3 separate regions of the Homo sapiens genome follow, and regions 2 and 3 are each linked to region 1. Evidence: chromatin contacts called from ENCODE Hi-C or POLR2A ChIA-PET data. All regions are on one chromosome and are shown on one strand. Each heading gives the region's core, a stretch centred on a gene start or an enhancer-like site at or near the end of the contact. The rest is flanking DNA. Distances are from core to core; before and after follow the strand shown.

The links. Hi-C counts contacts between places; a loop is a spot of excess contacts on that map. ChIA-PET counts read pairs that join two places held with the same protein, here RNA polymerase II (POLR2A). Pooled maps may share reads with other maps.
Region 2: a loop to region 1 is called in a pooled map, with 9 times the contacts of the local background. The contact joins two enhancer-like sites. A Hi-C loop is called at or near these places in 1 of 168 maps with a recorded cell type or tissue (chondrocyte) and 6 of 50 pooled maps. POLR2A ChIA-PET finds 5 or more read pairs at or near these places in 3 of 52 experiments (A549, PC-9 and activated CD4-positive, alpha-beta T cell).
Region 3: a loop to region 1 is called in a map of CD14-positive monocyte, with 4 times the contacts of the local background. The contact joins two enhancer-like sites. A Hi-C loop is called at or near these places in 1 of 168 maps with a recorded cell type or tissue (CD14-positive monocyte). POLR2A ChIA-PET finds 5 or more read pairs at or near these places in 1 of 52 experiments (BJ).

Annotation. Positions count from the first base shown.
Region 1 is chr9:87,711,679-87,715,691 of GRCh38, forward strand. No RefSeq gene overlaps it. Among named protein-coding and RNA genes, the nearest start is that of CTSL, 12 kb to the right of the region's middle. RefSeq lists an enhancer at 1,709-2,908. Within about 2 kb of position 1,838, at least 31 of the 41 ENCODE cell types and tissues checked have a DNase peak (open chromatin) inside an H3K27ac peak, as active enhancers do; they include PC-9, where a contact is called at or near this core.
Region 2 is chr9:87,372,102-87,376,114 of GRCh38, forward strand. No RefSeq gene overlaps it. Among named protein-coding and RNA genes, the nearest start is that of DAPK1, 120 kb to the right of the region's middle. Within about 2 kb of position 2,015, at least 2 of the 41 ENCODE cell types and tissues checked have a DNase peak (open chromatin) inside an H3K27ac peak, as active enhancers do; they include PC-9, where a contact is called at or near this core.
Region 3 is chr9:87,404,766-87,408,778 of GRCh38, forward strand. It overlaps the pseudogene LOC112268032. Among named protein-coding and RNA genes, the nearest start is that of DAPK1, 91 kb to the right of the region's middle. RefSeq lists an enhancer at 742-1,292. Within about 2 kb of position 1,251, at least 4 of the 41 ENCODE cell types and tissues checked have a DNase peak (open chromatin) inside an H3K27ac peak, as active enhancers do.

The DNA of each region.
Region 1 (4,013 bases), core at 588-3,087:
TTGTTATTTCAAAAAAAAAAAAACTTTAAAGTGGTCCTCAGAGGGGGAAGAAGTGAGAGTTCTGTTTGGCTTCTTTCCTCTTTTGATTGGCAGAGGGTTTTGTTTTTAGTTTGAATTCGTATTTGAGACCCAGCGCCACAGTCTTTGCAGGACTATGCATTCCTGAGAACTTAAACTGAACTGTTTATGAGGAATAGTGTGAGGGTGAGGGCCCAGCCCTGGCTCACTGAGTCCTCAGGGCTCAGCTCCACAGCTGCCTGAGGAATTTGCTCTCAAGGGCAATCTTCAGCGATCTGGAGCATAGCTGGGCTTTGGGTGGCAACCTGAGGGTGAGGTCAGACTGTAGCATCACAACCAAAAGTCACATGCTGATGACAGGCTCCAAATCCTCCCAGCCCAGGGCCTGGTGGCTTCCAGATGTTGACTCAGGACAGGAACCGCTTGTCTGCCCTAAATGAATGCCATGGCCAGAGAGGGTGGACCAGGGGCACCTCTGACAGGGAGAGTTAAGGAGCAGTGAGCTCCCTTCCACCTCCGCTGAGCAGAAAGGAACCCTGGAAATACCTTCAGGACAGACAGCTGCTGATCTCTTCCTGGAAGCGCTGGGCCTCAGAAGCTTGCTGGTTCCTGCCTATTTGCTCCCACGGCAAATTCTTGATTCTTTATCAGAAAGGAGGGAAGAAGTGTGTGGGTGTGAGGGGGAAGAAGCCACAGGAATGCCCACAGCAGAGGTCCTCGGGGACGCTGGGCTATCCCTGGTGGCAACACTCTTGGGGCTGGTGCTGGGTGAGGACGGCCTCCCAAGCACCCTATGCTGTGACTCCAGCCCCCAGGATTCTCCTCAGGGTAGAGAGAAGGAGCTCAGGTGAGCTCTGGATGAATGATACCATCTTTTCCATTGAAATCACAGAATTTTACAACTAAAGAGAACTTCCAGATGGTTTGAGTCAACCGCACTCTGGCAGCTGGAAGCAGAGATGAAAAGATTCAGGCAAAATTACACAGTTCAATTATTAACAATTCAGACTAAGCATCAGGCCATCTGACCCCAACTGAGGGCCCCTCATCCTATTCTACTAAGTATATTACACTGCAGTCTGTATGTGTGTGTGCATGTGTGTGTCATGAGAGTACACGGATATGCAGGTGTATGCATCTGTATTTTGTGCATAAATGTGTGCATTTGTGTACATGTATATTAATGTATGTGCGTGTGTCATGTGCATATGTGTAGCAGAGTTAGTGTGCATATGCACATGTGTATATGTGTATTGCGCATGTGTATACACATGTATATATGGGGGTAAGTCTGTGTCTTTGGTATGTGCATATATGTGTGTGTGTGATGTGTGTGCATGTGTGTGTGCTTTGTGTGTGTGGTGTGTGTGCATGTGGTGTGTGTGGGGGTGTGTGTGGTGTGTGTTTATGTGATGTGTGTGTGGTGTGTGTGTGAGGTGTGTAGGGTGTGTGCGTGTGTGGTGTGCATGTGGTATGGTTGTGTGTGGTGTGTGCGTGTGTGGTGTGTGTGTGGGGTGTGCGCATATGTGTGGCATATGTATGTGTATATGTGTGGTGTGTGTTGTGTTTGGTGTGTGTGGTGTGTGCATGTGTGTATCTGGTGTGTGTGGTGTGTGTGATGTGTGTATGTGCGGTGTGTGTGTTTTTGGTGTGTGGTGTTTGTGGTGTGTATGTGTTTGGTGTGTGGTGTGTGTGTTTGGTGTGTGGTGTGTGTGTGGTGTGTGTGTGGGGGGGGTGTGGTGTGTGTGTGGTGTGTCGTGTGTGTGTGTGTCATGAGAGATTCTTAGGCCATAATGGCTTTTTTTTCTGACCAAGAGACTTGATTCTTGCTGATTCAGCCATGAGTGTGCATTTCCCACAATCAGGGTGACTAACCAGGACATCCGGAGAAGTTTCTTCCTCTCTGCCTCACCCATCCCACTCGCTCCATCCTCAAAGCGGACACTCAGATGCTGGGGCTTCTGCCCCAGTGTGTGACCCCACGGGAGGTTTGCAGAGTCCTCAGGTTGCGTCACAGCCAGCGTTGATGAGCATCATCCTGTCTTCCAAGAAGGCAGGCCAGTCACCCAAGAATGAGCCAGAGCTGCTTCTGTAAATCACGAGATTCTGTGACCCAGATTAACATGGAAGGAGAAACCAGCAGCTGCTGCCGCCGTAGGCACAAGTCAGCAACTTCAGTCCTTCTGAGGCTGGCCCTTCCTGGCCATGGGCTGCCCTTTCCCTTTGGGGTAATTTGAGGCAATGAAAGTTTTTATTCCCTTTGGTTGTATTTTCTAGACATGTTTTAATGTAGCTGAAATCATATGAAGTGTTCAATTTTATACCCTGCTTTTTTTAAACGGAAGATTATGACACAGCTTTTTTACAATGTTATTAGAAGCTTTTCAGAAACATTCCTTTTAACGGCTGCAAAATGCTATAATAATATTGTCATATCCCAATTCCCTACTGTGAAACACTCAGGCGTTATTCCCTGTTGAAAACAAAGCTGGGCTAAACATCTTTATGCACATTTTTTTCTGTATTTCGGACTGGACATGATATATGTGGCTTTTTGGGCTGTCGGCACATAACAATTAAAATCCAAAAAGAGAAAACATTAATTGCTGAGCAAAACTTTGCATTTATGTTGCACTCTATCTGGTTTTCTTTTCTTCCAGAAAAACATTATTTTATTAATCAATGGCTAACACACTTTATAATAATTTTTACCAAATTTTTTGCTACATATAACAGCTTTTATAATCTTACTCTTTTAGCAAGAACGGAAAAAATTCATTCTTTCCACCATCACAAGAGATTAATTACTCAATAATTACATTTATTACCAGTTTAGAAAACTTTGAGCTTCAAAACCCATTACAGGCAATGTCATAAATTTTAAAGATTACTGTCAAATCTGGTGAACACTCTATCAAGTTTAGTTTCATTTGATTATACATAAGCTGTAAGATTTTCTGACATTGCAAGTTTAATTGTCTAGTGACTTATTTTAAATGCTTTTTAATGCCAACACTCATTATCCAATTGTCATTCATGTCCTTCTCTGCCTGGCTTTATGGGCTGAATTTCTGTGCAGGTGCCTTTTGCTGAGAAGGCACCCTTCCCAGTGCTCTGGGCCATTCTCTGTGTGGTTCCATTGCTATCCCGCTCCAGGTACCAAAGGATTTGGCCTCCAAACTCTGCTGCCCACCTTGGTGGTTGGACACATACTCCTGGAGGACCTGGAGTCAAAACAAGCCACATACATCCTGCTGACATGGAGAACAGCCAGCTACTGAGCAAACATGCAACACTGGTGATATTGTGCAATGTTCCCAGCTGTGAATTTATCTCATTGTTTTCACCCAGTGACATTTTTATCTTATCCCTCCATAAGCCAGGCAAAAGTACACTAAACGCTTGAATAGATTCTCTCTTGTCATTTTGGAATTACTATTTTCATTTTTTATTTGAAAATGAGAAATAAAAAGGAATCTTATAACTTCTCTCTGCCCCTTAAAGCTATTTTCAATAAAGAGTAGCTTTTTTTTTTTTTTTTTTGTGAAATGGAGTCTTGCTCTGTCACTCTGTCGCCAGGCTGGTGTGCAGTGGTGCGATCTCGGCTTACTGCAACCTCTGCCTCCCAGGTTCAAGTGATTCTCCTGCCTCAGGCTCCTGAGTAGCAGGGACTACAGGCACGCACCACCACACCTGGCTAATTTTTGTATTTTTAGTAGAGACGGGGTTTTACCATGTTGGCCAGGATGGTCTCGATCTCTTGACCTCATGATCCGCCCACTTTGGCCTCCCAAAGTGCTGGGATTACAGGCATGAGCCACCGTGCCTGGCCGCCTTTTTTTTTTTTTTTTTTTTTTTTTAACTGACTCTTAAACCTTGAGACGCCTTGCTATTGCCAGTGGTTCCCACACTTTGGGAATGTTATGAAATAGCAAACTTTTATAAAGAACATGGAGGACTGACACTCTGACACTTTGTTTTGCAAAGAACACAGA
Region 2 (4,013 bases), core at 765-3,264, 340 kb before region 1:
AAAATACAAAAATTGGCAGGGCTTGGTGGCGTGTGCCTGCAATCCCAGGGAGACTGAGGTGGGAGGCTCGCTTGAGCCCGGAAGGCAGAGGTTGAAGTGAGCTGAGATCACGCCACTGCACTCCAGCTTGGGCAACAAACCCAGACCATGTATCAAAATAAAAAAATAAAATAAAGTTACTGTAGTAGCCCAGGCAAAAGACATTGATGGCTTTTCACATTCCAGAATATTTCTGGCATGAGAATTTTATAAGCGCATGGAATTAGAACTCACATACTGATGTTCATACACTAACAGAATTAGATTATCTACATGGATTCCCTCTCATTCCTTCCAACCCCACCTCCCACAGAGAAAATGTTTTGTTTACTGTAGCTTTAAATTGTTCAGAAATTTTACATCTTTACTTTTCACAACACCTAGCAGGGATGCGGGCAGAGAGAAAGTGGTTAATAGATAACGTCGCCCTTAGAGAAAGGCAACACTGGATAAAATATAACTACGTGACCTGCTCTTGCTCCCTGTACGTGCAAATGGCGCAGTCCCCTCAAGCGCTGTTAATGAAATCAGGGAGTGGCACAAGGGCCGTAACCTCCAGGCGGGGAAGGGACCCAACCCACTGAGTGCATTCCCGAGAGACAGAGCCTCCTCTGCTGGGTCCCCATAGCTGGAAATAAAAAGAGATAAAACCAAGCATGAATAATGAGCCTGTCATTCAGGTGTTAGCCTCCACTTTGAAAATTCACTGAAACTATTTCCAAGATAAGAACTGAAAGCCTGAGCTGAGTGCCTCCTCTGCCTTGAACAACTGCGAGGGAATCTAGAGCGGGGGTCCCCTTCCATGAAAGATTACAATTACTCCCACACCTGTGTTTTGCAGGTGGTTTTCAAGAGGGCAGCAAGTGAAAAAATACAATGGGTGAGATGATATGTAAATATAAAATATTAACAAATACACCTAACACAGTATTTGACTTTAACAATTAGGAAAGGCTTTCCTTTACCAACAGCCAACACATACATATATGATACGTGTTAAGATAACACGGCATTGGCCAGGCACAGTGTCTCACACCTATAACCCCAACACTCTGGGAGGCTGAAGTAGGTAGATCACTTGAGGCCAGGAGTTCGAGATCAGCCTGGCCATCATGGTGAAGCCCATCTCTATTAAAAATACAAAAATTAGGCAGGGTGCGGTGGTTCACGCCTGTAATCCCAGCACTTTGGGAGGCTGAGGTGGGCAGATTACCTGAGGCCAGGAGTTCGAGACCAGCGTGGCCAACGTGGTGAGACCCTGTCTCTACTAAAAATGCAAAAATTAGTCGGGTGCGGTGGCACAGCCCTGTAGTCCCAGCTACTTGGGAGGCTGAGGCAGGAAAATCACTTGAACCCGGGAGATGGAGGTTGCAGTGAGCTGAGATTGTCCCACTGTACTCTAGCCTGGGTGACAGAGCTAGACTCCATCTCAGAGTAACTAACTAACTAACTAAATAAATAAATAAAAATAAAAATACAAAAATAAGCCAGGCATGGTGACGCATACCTGTAGTCGCAGCTACTCAGGAGGCTGAGGCAGGAGAATCTCTTGAACCTAGGAGGTGGAGGCTACAGTGAGCTGAGATCGCATCTCTGCATTATAGCCTGGGCAACAAAGCGAGACTCCATCTCAAAAACAAATATATAAACAAATAACATGACATCTTATTTTCTGGGTTCTTCTCACTTCCTTCTCTACTTTGTCTCTGAGTCCATTTTTACATCTCTGAAAATCATTCCGAGGCACTGAGCGATTGTCTGAGGATGTCTGCTACTGTTTTTCACAGCCATCTGCCATCTTTGCTGGCTCTTCATGTTTTCCCTGGACTCTTTTTACCTTGTCTTAGAACTCATCTGAGCCTCAGGGTCTACTTGAGATAGAAACGAGGTGTCTTAGGACAAGCTCTACCCAAGGAAGGAATTCAGGCCACAAGGAGGCTCTGAATGTCCCAGCCTGCTCATCCCTGGGTGAACACAGCTCTGGCTATGATTCAGAGCTCTCCTGAAAGTGTAACCACCCAAGGGGTTCACCTTGCCTGCTGCTTAGACAGAGCTGATTCATCAAGACAGAGGAACTGCAATAGAGAAAGAGTAATTCACGCAGAGCCGACTGTGCGGGAGACCAGAGTTTTATTATTACTCAAATCAGTCTCCCCGAGCTTTCGGGGAGCAGAGTCTTTAAGGATAACTTGGTGGGTGGGGGGAAGCCAGTGAGCCAGGAGTGCTGATTAGTCAGGGATGAAATCGCAGGGAGTCAGAGCTGTCTTCTTGCATTGAGTCAGTTCCTGGTTGGGGGCCACAAGATCAGATGAGCCAGTTTATTGATCTGGGTGGAGCCAGCTGATCCCTCAAGTGCAAGGTCTGCAAAATATCTCAAGCTCTGATCTTAGGAGCAACTTAGGGAGGGTCAGAATCTTGTAGCCTCCAGCTGCATGACTCCTAAACCATAATTTCTAATCACGTGGCTAACGTTAGTCCTACAAAGGCAGTCTAGTACCCAGACAAGGAGGAGGTCTGCTTTGGGAAAGGGCTGTTACCGTCTTTGTTCAAACTATAAAGTAAGTTTCTCCCAAAGTTAGTTCAGCCTATGCCCAGGAATGAACAAGGACAGCTTGGAGGTTAGAAGCAAGATGGAGTCAGTTAAGTTAGATCTCTTTCACTGTCTCAGTCATAAATTTGCAAAAGCAGTTTCAAAAGCTGTGCTTGTCAGTTGGCCTCACATCTGCATGTCTACTTCAGTGGCTACAAAATTTCTAGAGCTTAGCACCTTTCTCCACTTTTGTTGGACACCTGGCTCATCCCACAAGTACTTCTGCAAATATAATTTTTATTTAAGTTGTTTACTTTCCTCAGAAACTAGAGCATCATTGAGGGAGCAAATGTCTGTAAAACATTTAGGGAGCAAATGTCTCAATCCCGAGGCTGAAGCATGAAAGCCTGACACTGCTCCAAAGTACGAGCTTGCTCTCATGACAACTTTAGGTTCAAGATCAACAGTTGGTGATATTTAGGGAAGGCCTTGCTTTGTTTTGGTGTGTAGTTAAGCATCACTCCTGTTGAAGAGTTTTACACACACACACAGACACACACACACACTAGAGAAATACAGAGAGTAGAAGGTAGATACGCAGGTATGCAGAGTATGTGGAGATACAGCATCAAGGTCAGAAACATCACTGGGGTCCAAACTCAAATGGCTTCACAGCCTTCCAAGGAACATTAATGTGTAAATGTGGTTGGGGGTGGGGGGGTGCGGGAAAGAGGACAATAGGGAAAGATAAGAGCTGCACGGGAGAAGAGAGTGCCCAAAGTCTTCAAATTTCAATGATTTTTAATTCATACTTTGAGACATATCTGCAGGCAGCAGAGGCTTGAAGATCACAGCCTGAGACATCCTGATTCTGTCATGCTGCCAGAACATTGCCTCCTCTACTGCTGTTGTTGGCACTAAACCTTACTGCCCAGACTGCCATCCAATTAGTAATAGGATTCATCAACACTTTTGAATTAAGTGAGGGGGGAGGTACAGAAAGATGTCATTCATTCATGCCCACCATCATAGGAGATGCAACCTTCATAAAATAAATCCATGCCCTCAACCAGCTAGGGAACAATGTGGGGACGTAGGGTTTGTAAATAAGGGCCGGATTACAAAGCAGTGCAGGATCAGTGTAAACAAGCCTGGCATGGAAAAATACCCATCATGGGGTGTGAGAGTATGATGGATTCTTTCCAGATGTGGTCAACTAGAAAAACATTACGAAAATATTTGGGGCCGGGCACAGTGGCTCACACTTATAATCCCAACACTGTGGAATGCTGAGGCAGGAGGATTGCTTGAGCCCAAGAATTCATGACTAGCCCAGGCAACACAGAGAGACCCCGTCTGATAAAAGAAACTATCCGAGCATGGTGGTACACAGCTGTAGTCCCAGCTACTTGGGAGGCTGAGGAAGGAGGATCACTTAAGCCTA
Region 3 (4,013 bases), core at 1-2,500, 310 kb before region 1:
TAACTCCATCATCTGCTCCATCATGCACATTCAATTGAATGATCAGTTCTATACATTTTATCTTGATGTGTTTCTCCACTTCATCCCCTCCACTTTGTACCCTACACTGTTGGCTTATTCATCTCTCACCTGGAATAACACAGTCTTGTTCTCTGGCCTACTCAATTCCAGCTTATTCCCACTTCTCTTTCCTACCCATGTATCCTTCTTACCATCAAAAAGTAATACTGCAGATCTCCACATGTCTCTCCCTTGCTTAACAAACCTCAGTGGCTCCCCATTTCCTGCACCATAAGGTGCAGTCTCCTTAGCATGGCCCATAAAAACTTGAAAAGCATACAAGCCCATCTTTCTGGTCACTTTACATCCTGGCCACTTACGAACCTGTGAGCTACCCACAACTTATTAGTGCCTGTATCCTTAGCACCCTGTCACTCTTGTGCCTCTGTGCCTTGGTTCATGCTGTTCTTTTAAATTGTGGTGCTCTTCCCCAGCTCCCAGGTCAGATAGATATCTCTTATCTGACACATTCACTGATATCACCGCCACTATTCCTCCTCCATGGGGGAAAGTAACTCTCTCAATCAGAGTGCGCATACTTCTATTCTGGCATATGCACACTCACATTCTACAATAGTGTTTTTATATTTCTATCCCTCACTAGACTGTAGTCTCTTCAGTGGCAGGGGTCACTCTAGGTACCTTAGAATTTGCGGCACATACGCAGCACAGAGCCCAGCATGAGGAGGTGCTAAATGTGTGGCTGAATATTTGAATTAGTAAAGGAAAGAATCTCAGACTTATATCCCACTCAGGGTGCTTTCACTACATCTTGATCACTTCAAGACAGAAAAAAACAACAAAAGCAAACAAGCAAAAAAAAAAAAAGAAAAAAAGCAAGAAAAAAGCTAGCAAAAGCAATCAGAGAGGGAATCCTATATACACCCCACCTTCTTCCTAAACCCCTGTGGCTAGGAAACAATTGCCACACTGGGAACCAGTGGTGTTGAAATCAGCAATAGTGGAAGAATTTACATTATGGAAATTAGCAAATCGTGCAAATAATATTCGGGGGAAGGGAGATTTGTTGTTGTTTCCATTTAAAATTGTACAATTCAGTGGTTTCCTAATATATTCATTAGGTTATGCAACTACCACCATCAAATTTCAGAACATTTTCATCACACCAAAAAGAAACACAGTCATTAGCAGTCACTCCTCATAACTCCCCACCCCAGCCCCTGGCAGTGTTTCTTGTTTTTTGAGAGCTGGTTGTTAAACATTTACAGCACACCACTGCTGGGAATGCAGCTATTTCTATAATAACAGTTACTTTTCTCTTCCTCACTTAATGTTTTGATTCTTCAAGAATCTTGAGGCCTCCTAAACCTCAAAGGTTTGTAACACAAAGATGATTTATCTTTAAAAGAAGTTATTTCAACTCTCACTTAATTCAATTTATCTGTCACAGAATGAGATGAAAAATTGTTATGCATAGAGAGGAAAATCAGAAACTAATAAATCTTTAAAAAGGCTAGATCACTTTCTGCTGGATTAGTATGTGGGATTTACTTTTGCATGAGACAATGGGCTCTTGTCTATTTTTAGCGTAGATAATGCATTTCCTAGGACCCACAGGAGGCCTTGGCTTCTCCTATTACTGAACACACATGCAGAGACCAGAGATTTTGTGAAAGAGAAAAAGAAAAAAGACAAGGGGAAAGGATTGGTGGTTTGCTCTTTTGATCACTAATGCAACTCCATCAGGAAAGATGAAATATAATGCCCAAGAATTTCCTAAAAGAAATTCACTAGAAATGCACAAAAATACACTTGTTTCAAAAGATGTACATACATCCCCATATGCATGTGAAGGCACTTGCACCATGAAGTCATTTGTTAATCTCCTAATGACCCAATGACCCTAGAACAGTTCCCTAGATGTGGGCTCCCAGACACCAGATGCACATTACTCATCTAATTAATGCTGCTGATGAACTTGTTTCAAAATCTTTTATATTTGTAAGCAGGAAAGGTTGGGCTGTCCTCTAAGATAGCATAAACCAAAAATAAAATTCTGAGCCCTGTAACCGTCTGAATGGACCCTTCCTTTTGGCCAAGAGCATTCCAAAGTCAACCTGAAAAACTAGTTCTGTTCATGATGGGAAGAGGGGGTGGGACATGCCTTATTACCATTAACGTCAACACAGACCTTGAGACTGATAGAACAGACTCTAAGTCTGGTAAATATTTACAAGCTATCCTCTCTGAAGCCTGCTACCCTGAAGCTTCATCTGCATGGTAAAACCTTGGTCTTCATAATCCCTTACCTTAACCTAAACATTCTTTTCTATTGATTCCGGGTCTGTAGATAATAACCAATCGCCAATCAGAAAATCTTCGAATGCATCTATGACCTGGAAGCCCCTGACTTCCAGTTGTCCCACCTTTCCTGACCAAGCCAATGTACATCTTACATGTATTGATTGATGTCTTATGTCTCTCTAAAACATATAAAAAACATATAAATGCAAGATGCAGCCTGACCACCTTGGGCACATGTGTCATCAGGACCTCCTGAGGCTGTGTCATAGGCATGTCCTTAACCTTGGCAAAATAAACTTTTAAATTGATCAAGACTTATCAAGACTTATCTTTTGGTTTATGATCAAGACTTTTTGGTTTATGTAGGGACTCCATCTTTTTTTTTTTTTTTTTTTTTTTGAGACGCAGTCTTGCTCTGTTGCCCAGGCTGGAGTGCAGTGGTGTGATTTCGGCTCCCTGCAAGCTCTGCCTCCTGGGTTCACCTCATTCTCCTGCCTCAGCCTCCGGAGTAGCTGGGACTACAGGTGCTCACTACCACGCCTGGCTAATTTTTTTGTATTTTTAGTAGAGCCGGGGTTTCACCATGTTAGCCAGGATGATCTCGATCTCCTGATCTCGTGATCCGCCCGCCTCGGCCTCCCACAGTGCTGGGATTACAGGCGTGAGCCACCGTGCCTGGCCTGTAGGGACTCTATCTTGTTACTCAAATTGTAGTTTGCTGTCCAGCACCATCAGCATTACCTGAGAGCCTGTCAGAAACACAGAGCCTGAGGCCAGGTGCTGTGGCTCATACCTGTAGTCCCAATGCTTTAAGAGGCTAAGGTGGGAAGACTGCTTGAGGACAGAAGTTCAAGACCAGCCTGGGCAACATAGTGAGATCTGTATCTACAAAAAATAAAAATTAGGCTTGGCGCCGTGGCTCACGCTTGTAATCCCAGCACTTTGGGAGACTGAGGCGGGAGGATCACCTGAAGTCAGTGTCACACACGTCTGTGTGAAGAGACCACCAAACAGGCTTTGTGTAAGCAACGAGGCTGTTTATCTCACCTGGGTGCAGGCGGGCTGAGTCCGAAAAGAGAGTCAGGAAAGGCAGATAGGGGTGGGGCAGTTTTATAGGATTTGGGTGGGTAGTGGAAAATTACAGTCAAAGGGGGTTTTTCTCTTGCGGGCAGGGGCGGGGTCACAAGGTGCTCAGTGGGGGAGCTTCTGAGCCAGGAGAAGGAATTTCACAAGGTTAATCACTCAGTTAAGGTGGGGCAGTAACAAATCACAATGATGGAATGTCATCAGTTAAGGCAGGAACCAGCCATTTTCACTTCCTTTGTGTTTCTTTGCTTCCTTCAGTCCATCTGGATGTATAGGTGCAGGCTTGGTCCCAGAGGCCTGACAGTCAGGAGTTGAAAACCAGCCTGGCCAAAATGGAGAAACCCCATCTCTACTAAAAATATAAAATTAGCCAGGCATGGTGGCACATGACTGTAATCCCAGCTACTCAGGAAGCTGAGGCAGGAGAATCGCTTGAACCCGGGAGGTGGAGGTTGTGGTGAGCCAAGATTGCACCATTGCACTCCAGCCTGGGCAACAAGAGCAAGACTCCATCTCAAAAAAATAAATAAATAAAATAAATAAATAAAAATTAGCCAGGCATAGGGGCACACACTTGTAGTCCTAGTTTCTTGGGAGGCTGA